2 separate regions of the Homo sapiens genome follow, and region 1 is linked to region 2. A link is an interaction called in ENCODE POLR2A ChIA-PET data of the cell type or tissue named here. Cell type or tissue: GM12878. All regions are shown on one strand. Links, peaks and the distances in the headings refer to the core of each region. The heading gives the core; the rest is flanking DNA. Region 1 has its middle 24 kb from the start of ACTL6A. Region 2 overlaps PIK3CA (phosphatidylinositol-4,5-bisphosphate 3-kinase catalytic subunit alpha).

Region 1 (4,400 bases), core at 246-4,245, 360 kb after region 2:
CTGACTCAGTTTAGCTGACAAAAATCTGTCTCTTCTACAGGATTCCTAGAAAATATATATATTTATTTATTCATTTATAAAATGAAATTTCACATTCAGCACAACACTGTTGGTTTTGGGGGGGTTTTGTTTGTTTTAGGAGGAAGACCGAGGATAGCAGGCGCAACCATTCCATTCAAGTAGCTGTGGCATTCCTCATTTAACTGGTTGACCAAGGATAAATATGGGTCTCAGTATCTCAGCTTTGGCTGGATTAGGCTCTGGGTGAGGGGACAAAGTGATTGCTGAACTTCCCCATAGACAGGAAGTGTTGTACTAGTCAGGACTCTTTTGGTTGCAAATGACAGAAATGAAGCCAAAATAGAATAAGCGAAAGCGGGAATTTTTGGTTCTCATAAACTGAGGAAAGGGCAGGGCACAAGTGGGCTTCCAGGGATGCCTGGAAGCAGGAAGTCAAATGCCATTAGGATTACCTGTCCCTGCCCCTTTCTCAGACTGCACAGTGATGGAGAGGCCCGAAGCTCCTTCCAGGCTCACCATTTCAACTTCATCACACATGGGACAGTCCCTGATGTTTTTGTTCCAATTTTACAACTCCTGAATGAGGACTTTGAAGATCCATGCTTGGGTTACTTGCCTAGCCCTGAGATCAGTATTTGTCTAGAACCAACTAGTTGGAGTAAGGACAGGAGCTGTTCTTCAGGAGAGGAGGGAAGTGCTGGGCAGACAGTAACGGGTGACCTCCACAAAGCTCAGACTCCTGAATTGGACCAGCCAGCCTCCTTGAACTGCCCTGATTTATAAGTTGTCTTGGATGAGGACTGACCCCAATTCTCAGTTGCTCAAAAATGCCTTCCCGGGAGGGATAGCATTAGGAGATATACTTAATGCTAAATGACGAGTTAATGGGTGCAGCACACCAGCATGGCACATGTATACATATGTAACTAACCTGCACATTGTGCACATGTACCCTAAAACTTAAAGTATAATAATAATAAAATAAAATAAAATAAAAATGCCTTCCCTACTCACAGTCCTCTCAAATGGATTAGTACTGGCATTTGAGGGGTTTTGAGGGATGGGAAAAGAGATGCCGAGAGAGTTGACTGAGGCATTTGCTTGTTGGTGTTTGAGTTGTTAAACTTTTCTAAAACACCATAGGCATTTTTCAATGGTTTTCATCAAAATAGAGAATGTGGACACATTATTAGAAAAGCAGAAGGAAGTCTGTACAAAAGTTATTTACTCTATAATCAAAATGCTGCTGCCAGGCTACAGAGCAAGACTCTGACTTAAGCTTCAAGGCAGAGGTGGGGTAGGGGTGCTGGGGAGGGAAAAGTACCTAAACTTTCCCTTCCCTGGGAAATGTGCTTTTGGTCAAGATAAGCAGATCTATCCCAGTCCACCCCTCCTTGCCTGTTGTTTTTAGAGCACTGAGCAAATGCAAAGCCGACACCAAAAGAGCCCCAGAAATTTTTTCCTGCCCCTGTGGCTCTGATGCTGTGATCGCTGCTCTTGCCTGCCTTTGTGATACTATAGCAAAGGCCAGTGCTGGGTTAGAAATGGGATTTTAGGCTGCTAACCCAGTTGTCTTGGTAGGAAAGAGCTGGATGGAAGAAGGGAGGAAATGGAAAGGCCCCCTGCAGGCATGGGAAACTGGGAGAACGAGTGAGAAAGTGCTGAAGGGTGCAAACTAGGTTGGGTAACATGGGTTTGGGAGGTGTCATGAGTTGAGTGATATCACTCCCAAATAGATATGGTAAGGCCGTAACCCCTACTGCCTGTGTCTGTTAGGCCATTCTTGCACTGCAATAAAGAAATACTTGAGACTGCGTAATTTATAAGAAAAGAGGTTTAACTGGCTCACAGTTCTGCAGGCTGTCCAGGAAGCACAGCAGCATCTGCTTCTTGGGAGGCCTCAGGAAACTAACAGTCATGGCAGAAGGCAAAGGGGGAGCAGGCTTATCACAGGGTAAGAATGGGAGCAAGAGCAAGAGAATGGGTGGGCAAGGTGCCACATACTTTTAAGTGACCAGATCTTGTGAGATCTTACTATCTTGAAGATAGCACCAAGCCATGAGGGATCCGCCATCATCCAAATACCTCCCATCAGGCCTCACTTCCAGCATTGGGGATTAAAATTCAACATGAGATTTGGGCGGCGACAAATATCTAAATTATATCACTGTGAATGTGTCCTTATTTGGAAATAGGGTCTTTGCAGATGTATTCAAATTAAGACGAGGTCATTACGGTGAACACTAATTCAATTAATTCAACATGACTGGTATCCTTATTAGAGGGCAACATTTGGACATAGAGACAGACTCTCACAGAGGGAAAGCAGTGCAGACACGGGATAATACAGCCCTGCGAGGGGCCACGTGGTGACGGGATGGAGGCAGAGAGATTGGAGTTGGGTTGTCAGAAGCCAGGGAACATCTGAGGCTGCCAGAAGCTGGAAGAGGAAAGGAAAGATCTTCCTCTGAGGCTTCCAAGGGAGCATGGTCCTGCCAACACCTTGATCTTGGACTTCTAGCCTCCAGAACTGTGAGACAATGAATTTCTCACAGTTGTTTGAAGCCACTCCATTTGTGACATTTTGTTGTGAGAGCCCTAGGAAACTGATACAGGGGGTGATGTGGGGTTTAGGGAACCAATACAAAAAAAAAAAAAGAAAAACATTAAAAGACTTCATTGGGAAACCCAGTATGTATAATGTGATAGCATTTATTCATCTATGTAAAATTACAACATAACATATGCATATGTATAAAGAAATTCAAATTAAAAATAGAAAATGAAGAAGAAAAATATCTTCCCCATGTTTTCAGCCAAGTAGAGATTCATTCATTTGGATTCACAGGCATCTATTTTAAAACACAAACATCCCTTGAGATCGTTAACTGGAAGAGTTCATTACATTTCATGTAAAGTTTTGTAATTAGCTAATCAAAATACTTAGCTCTTAATGCTCAGCAGAAACCAGTATAGAGGGCCTTCAAATTTTTGCTTAGGAGGAATGCAAGGGCTGTAGTATCTCAGTATGATTAACTTAACCAGGAGTTCAATATTTTTTTAGGACTAATTCTATTTTAAAAATTTCCCTTGTTATTTGGCTTGTTAAAAATTCTACTATATTTGTTAGGCCGTGTGACCTGATCCTTTGTTAGAAGCACGTAAAGTTTGGAGAACTCTGTAGAATGAAAACCTGGCCAGGCACAGTGGCTCATGCCTGTAATCCCAGCACTTTGGGAGAATTGCTTGAGGCCAGGAGTTCAAGACTAACCTGGGCAACATAATGAGACCCCATCTCTACCTACCCCCAATTTTTTTTTAATCAGTCAGGCATGGTGACTCACACCTATAGTCCTAGCTACTTGGGAGGCTGAGGCTAGAGGATCACTTGGTCCTACACATTTGAAGCTGCAGTGAGCTATGATCATGCCACTGCATTCTACCTGGGATGACAGAGTGAGAGTCTATCTCTGGAAAAAAAAAAAAAAAAAGAAAGAAAGAAAGAAAAATAAAACCTAAATAGTGTTCCTCAGTAAGAGTGCTTTAGACAACAAAGGGACAGGCGAAGGCCAAGTGTCACCTATGGGAGAGTGGCAGTGGTTACTGCCATGGGAAAAGGGAAAATAAGGTGAGAGAAAAATTTTGCCGAGTTTCATCATTATGAAAACTGCTTCTTGATACCGTTTAATGTCATTTGGCTATTACCGTTTTGACTTGCCAGTATCTGTATTGCTAGTTAACAAACTGTTGCAAAAATGCAACTGCTGATACAACGGATCCTGCATCCTAATTCATCCTAATTCTCTGACCCCAAATTTAGTTTGGTCCCACGCTTGGGTAGGTTGTACTCTCTTTTTTGGTTGATTCTACTAGTAACAATTTCTGAATCTTTACGCCAAAGTACTTTCCTTTCACTTCTCCTCAAACTAGAGATGTGTGTGGATGTGTGTCCAGCATGAGGGGTGAGGCAACGGTCACTGAGGAGAAAGTTTGAAATGGCCTGCAGCAAGCAAAAAGTTTGGGATTTTTCCAAAAATTATTTAAATTTTACATTCTACTCAGTGCTTTATCAGTGTTTGTTTTAACATTAAAATGTTTTGGCCGGGTGCGGTGGCTCACGCCTGTAAGACCAGCACTTTGGGAGGCTGAGGTGGGCAGATTACCAGAGGTCGGGAGTTCGAGACCAGCCTGACCAACATGGAGAAACCCCATCTCTACTAAAAAATACAAAATTAGCTGGGCGTGGTGGTGCATACCTGTAATCCCAGCTATTCTAGAAGGCTGAGGCAGGAGAATCACTTGAACCGGGGAGGCAGAGGTTGTGGTGAGCCGAGATCACACCATTGCTCTCCAGCCTGGGCAACAGGAGTGCAAAAAAA
Region 2 (4,400 bases), core at 79-4,078:
GTTCAATTTGAAAAATTAACTACTGAGAAACATTGAAATCCAATGACATTCCTATCCAAATACATATTTGGATAGGAAAAACATCTTGTAAAGATGTCAGTTCTCCCTGTTCTCAAAATAACAAGAAGTTTTGCCTTGATTTTTGTTTTTGAATTTAGCAAAATATTCAAAAGTTCATCTGGAATTATCAGCCAAGTTTAATAAGACTGTGAAGGGACTTTACAGAAGCTACTTGGGCTGAATTTAAAGGATGAGTATGATTAAAATGGCAATAAATGTGAATATGAGGTAAAAGATTATGGAGCATATTTACAAAGGCAAAAAACTGTAAAGGGAAAAGATTGATCTAGTAAGATTAGAGCTTGGAGTGTGGGAAAAATAAGAGAAGAGCACAGTTGTAATGTTTGAGGCTTGAGTCAAGGCTGTATTGCATAGTTACTAGAGATCCACAATATTGTCTTAATTGAGTAATGGTGTAATTAGATATATGTTTTTAGATAGCCAATTCTAGTGACACTGTAGATAATGAAGTGGGTGGGGAGAAATTGGATACTTTGTGCTTTCAGGGCCTCTTGTCTTAGTTCATACTGTCTACTTAACCTGTTGCACTCTTCTCATTCTGTACCTGTCAGAAATCAGGCCCACTTTCTCCTAAAATTACCACGTTCTGCCTTGTAGATTGTTAGATAATAAGGTCTTTTCAACCTCATTTATATACTTCATTTATATACTTGTATGAGTGTTTTTCTCCTCCTTTCCTTTCCATCACCCATCCCTTTGCTTCAGCTGCTAGTGTCTTAATAGAAGGTAATTGCTTAATGAATGCTTGTTGAATTAGAGACAGATCAGTCCTGCATATGAGAACTCTTTTAGGGTCTAATAGTGATAGAGAAGATTGAAAAAAAAAGGTGATGAATTTGAGGGTAATTTAAGGGGTGGAAGTGATGTCATGCAAGAGAGGAGTTGAAAGCACCAAATGTTTTAACCTTGGAGATTGAGAAAGTGGTGATGTCATGAAGAATGTATTCCACATTTGAATAATGAGCAGAGTAAGAGGTACCAACAAATGAAACAATTAAAGGAGGCCATAAAAACAACAGAGATCATTTCAACATTCTATTGAGGAAATTTGGGGGGACACACTTTAATTAAATAATAACATCAGTATTTCTTTACCTTTGTAACTTTTAATTAATGAAGATGTTTTAAGATGAAATATAAAATGTGAACCTGAGAACTGTTTAACATTTAACATTATGGATATACATATCCATGTTTAGAATGTTCTCTGTGTATTAATGCATGATTTTGTCATAAATACCCCACTAGGAAGAGAAAGGTCGGAGAGAGTGTGTGTGTCTCTATGTGTGTGTATTTGTGTGTTTTGTCCTGGCAAAAAGACAAACTGAGAGAACAGAAGAACAAAAGAGCAGTACTGAAAATAGCTAGATTAAAGGTTGTTTTTCTGTCACCACACACCAGATATGGAGAGTAGTAAAAGCAGACAGATGGACAGTTCTGTTAGTTTTGGAGTGTGTGAATAGAGAAAAGAAACATTCTGTTCCTTTTATTCAGAAAAGGAATTTCTAGACTAAATTACTGGTATCAGCAATAAGTTTCATATTCTGACCAAAGAAACATTATTTTTTTTTTACCCTAGGGATAATGACTCATGCTGTTCTCAGAATTTTGCTTTTGTGGAAACTAAAGTGCAGTCATAAATACGGCACTGTTATTTAGATCTTAGTGCTAATGATACTATTGTGAGTAGACTAGTGATGGGTAAGAACACTAGTATTATAAACCCAGTTGTAACAAAGAAACCAAGCACATCTTAATTAGCTGATTCTAGATGGGAAAGTAGATTTTTTAAACAAATTAACTAATTGTTTTAATTCTGTGAATTATGCAATAGAAATAGGACCCATAATTTTATTTTTTTAATACTTCATTATTTTGAGGGGTTTATGTCAGAAGTTAAATTTCTAACTTCCAATATTGACAGTGGAGATAATTAAACATATTTTCTCTGCCTTTTTTCCTTATGTTCCTCAAAATTAGTATAAGTCTACTAAATCATAGTCACATACACCATAAAGCACCTATCAAAAGAGTATCAGCTAGGTGAAGTTCAAAGATTATATTCTAGTTTTATTTTAACCTTTAAAGTCTTGTAATTTAAGAAATAGAGGTTTGAATGTCTTCTTTATATACCATAGTACTAGATGCTCTCACTCTGAATTTTTACCATGTCAGGATACTCCATCACATATTTATCTCTGTAATTATAATTATTGGGCACATACACAAAAGAGTTGTCCTTTACGGTATCTCTGTCCAACCTAAAAACTTTCCCATTTCTCTTCACTTTAATCTCTTCAGTCGTTCCCTTTCCTGAATTACCTCTTTACTCCCTAGTGACGGCTTAAAGTTTTAGATCTTAAAGTTCCCTTTTTCAAACTTTCTTACGTCTTCCTCTGTGCCTTTATTTTAATGTCAGCAGAAGTTAGCTCATGAATCATAACATGTGAAGCAGTTGTTTGGAATAATTGACAGCTTTTAATGACTTATGTTAAATAGCCAGTTTAAAAGTTTTTGTCAGTTGATAAGCTTTATAAAGAAGCATTTTAATGTATTAAATCATTGTAAGTAATTTATTGTTTAACTGCATGCCTTGGGTGGTTAACTAATGTCATACAGAGCATCAGTGAATAAGAGTGGCAGTATTGGCTGGGTGCTATGACTCATGCCTCTAATCCCAGCACTTTGAAAGTCAGAGGCAGAAAGATCACCAGAGCCCAGGAGTTCAAGATCAGCCTGGGCAACATGGCGAGACCCCATCTCTGCATTAAAAAAAATTTAGCTGGGCATGGTAGCACACACAGGTAGTCCTAGTTCCTAGCTACTCGTGAAGCTGAGGCAGGAGAATTGCTTGAGCCTGGGGTTGGGGCTGTAGTGAGCCGTGTTCGTAGCACTGTACTCCAGCCTGGATAACTGAGAGAGACCCTGTCTCAAAAAAAAAGGGTAATATTCTACTCACTGATCATGTATGTTGCTGCTTTTACACAGTTATACCCATTTCAGTTTGTCATTCTCATTGCTTGCTTTTTAAGGTATAGTAATTATAATTTCCAAGATACTTGGTACATTGAACTGTACATAAGTATAAATAAATAGTAAATGCTTGAAAGGGAAAATAAAGACCACTTACTAATATTTCTCTCCCACCATTGAAGTATTTTGGCTGTATTGTATTATCGAAAAGATGGATTTTTTAGAAATCTGTGCTTACATGACTTCACATTGTTGTTGCTTTCATTCATAGAACTTGTCTTCACATCTTAGCTAGGTGACACTTGTGCTGAAATTAAGCTACCCTCTCTCTGATTGCACTTCTGGGAGATCTGAGTTTCTTTGCTTGCCAAAGTTATTACTTCAAGCTTTCCTGTTGTGAAATAGCCCTTTTGCCAGAGATCAAATACTGAAGGATGATAAATCACTATTAGTCAATAATTGCTTGCAATGGACATTTTCATTATTACTAACATAATACTAGGATATTTTGTTATTGCCAGAAAATGGGGCAGATGGCAACCAATTACATCAGGATATAAAGTTATTGTTTGGTCTTTATCATGGAAAAAGCATTGTTATTTAAATCAAATTTTTACTGTATATCATGTCTTTCATCCAATGTCGTAACATCCCAGATAGACTTGGGGTGTATTCACTTAAAAAAATACAATATCTTACGTTCATTAGAGTATAGTTGGAAGAAAATGTATTATTTTTGCAAGAAGCTGTTTATGGATTTATCTGATTAATTTATGTAGAGCCAGGAAAAAGTTGTTTTGACCAATAAATTTGGCATTTGAAATGAGCAGGTTAAGAATAGACATTAAGTGATCACCTTAAGTGCAATAAAATTTCAGTGCACTATACATTCTGTGCTTTATATCTATTTGTAAGAATACCAATAATATATCAATATGGTATAAGAGGAAAGAATAAGAGATTACTATAATAGCTCCTAAGAAAGGAAATCAGTCCAAGGACATAGGCTGAGGTTGTGATGTGGACAAAAAGATAATAGCAAGGATAGATAAATAACTAGACAAAAATGTCAGGGACCTAAGTATTTATATGGCAAACAAGGATACTCAGTACATCTAGAGCCAGACTTTTTCCAGTGTCTAATCCTTGTTGTATATTAAATACTTTGGGAACTAAAATATGTTTTATGACACTGTGTTAACTGATGCATAATTATGTAATGGAAGCCATTAGGGCCTGTGTCTTGGCAGGAATTAAACTAAAAGCAAGGTCCTTCTAGTATTTTTGGTAGAAGATTATTGGCTAGTGCCTATTTTCACAGCACATACTACTAAAATTAGGAGGAC

What was found. Peaks named below come from ENCODE experiments on the same cell type or tissue, not always from the same donor. Only the 100,000 strongest peaks of a DNase experiment are listed, where the experiment ranks them.
Region 1: POLR2A ChIA-PET joins it to region 2 with 8 read pairs; 2 of 35 experiments call an interaction of 5 or more read pairs at or near these places.

Annotation. Positions count from the first base shown.
Region 1 is chr3:179,536,576-179,540,975 of GRCh38, forward strand. No RefSeq gene overlaps it. Among named protein-coding and RNA genes, the nearest start is that of ACTL6A, 24 kb to the right of the region's middle. In GM12878, for the core only: no CTCF peak of the experiment used is centred there; no DNase peak of the experiment used is centred there; H3K27me3 peaks cover 166 bases.
Region 2 is chr3:179,179,658-179,184,057 of GRCh38, forward strand. The region is part of intron 1 of PIK3CA (phosphatidylinositol-4,5-bisphosphate 3-kinase catalytic subunit alpha); the gene reads left to right. Among named protein-coding and RNA genes, the nearest start is that of PIK3CA, 34 kb to the left of the region's middle. In GM12878, for the core only: no CTCF peak of the experiment used is centred there; DNase peaks (open chromatin) are centred at 1,477 and 1,714.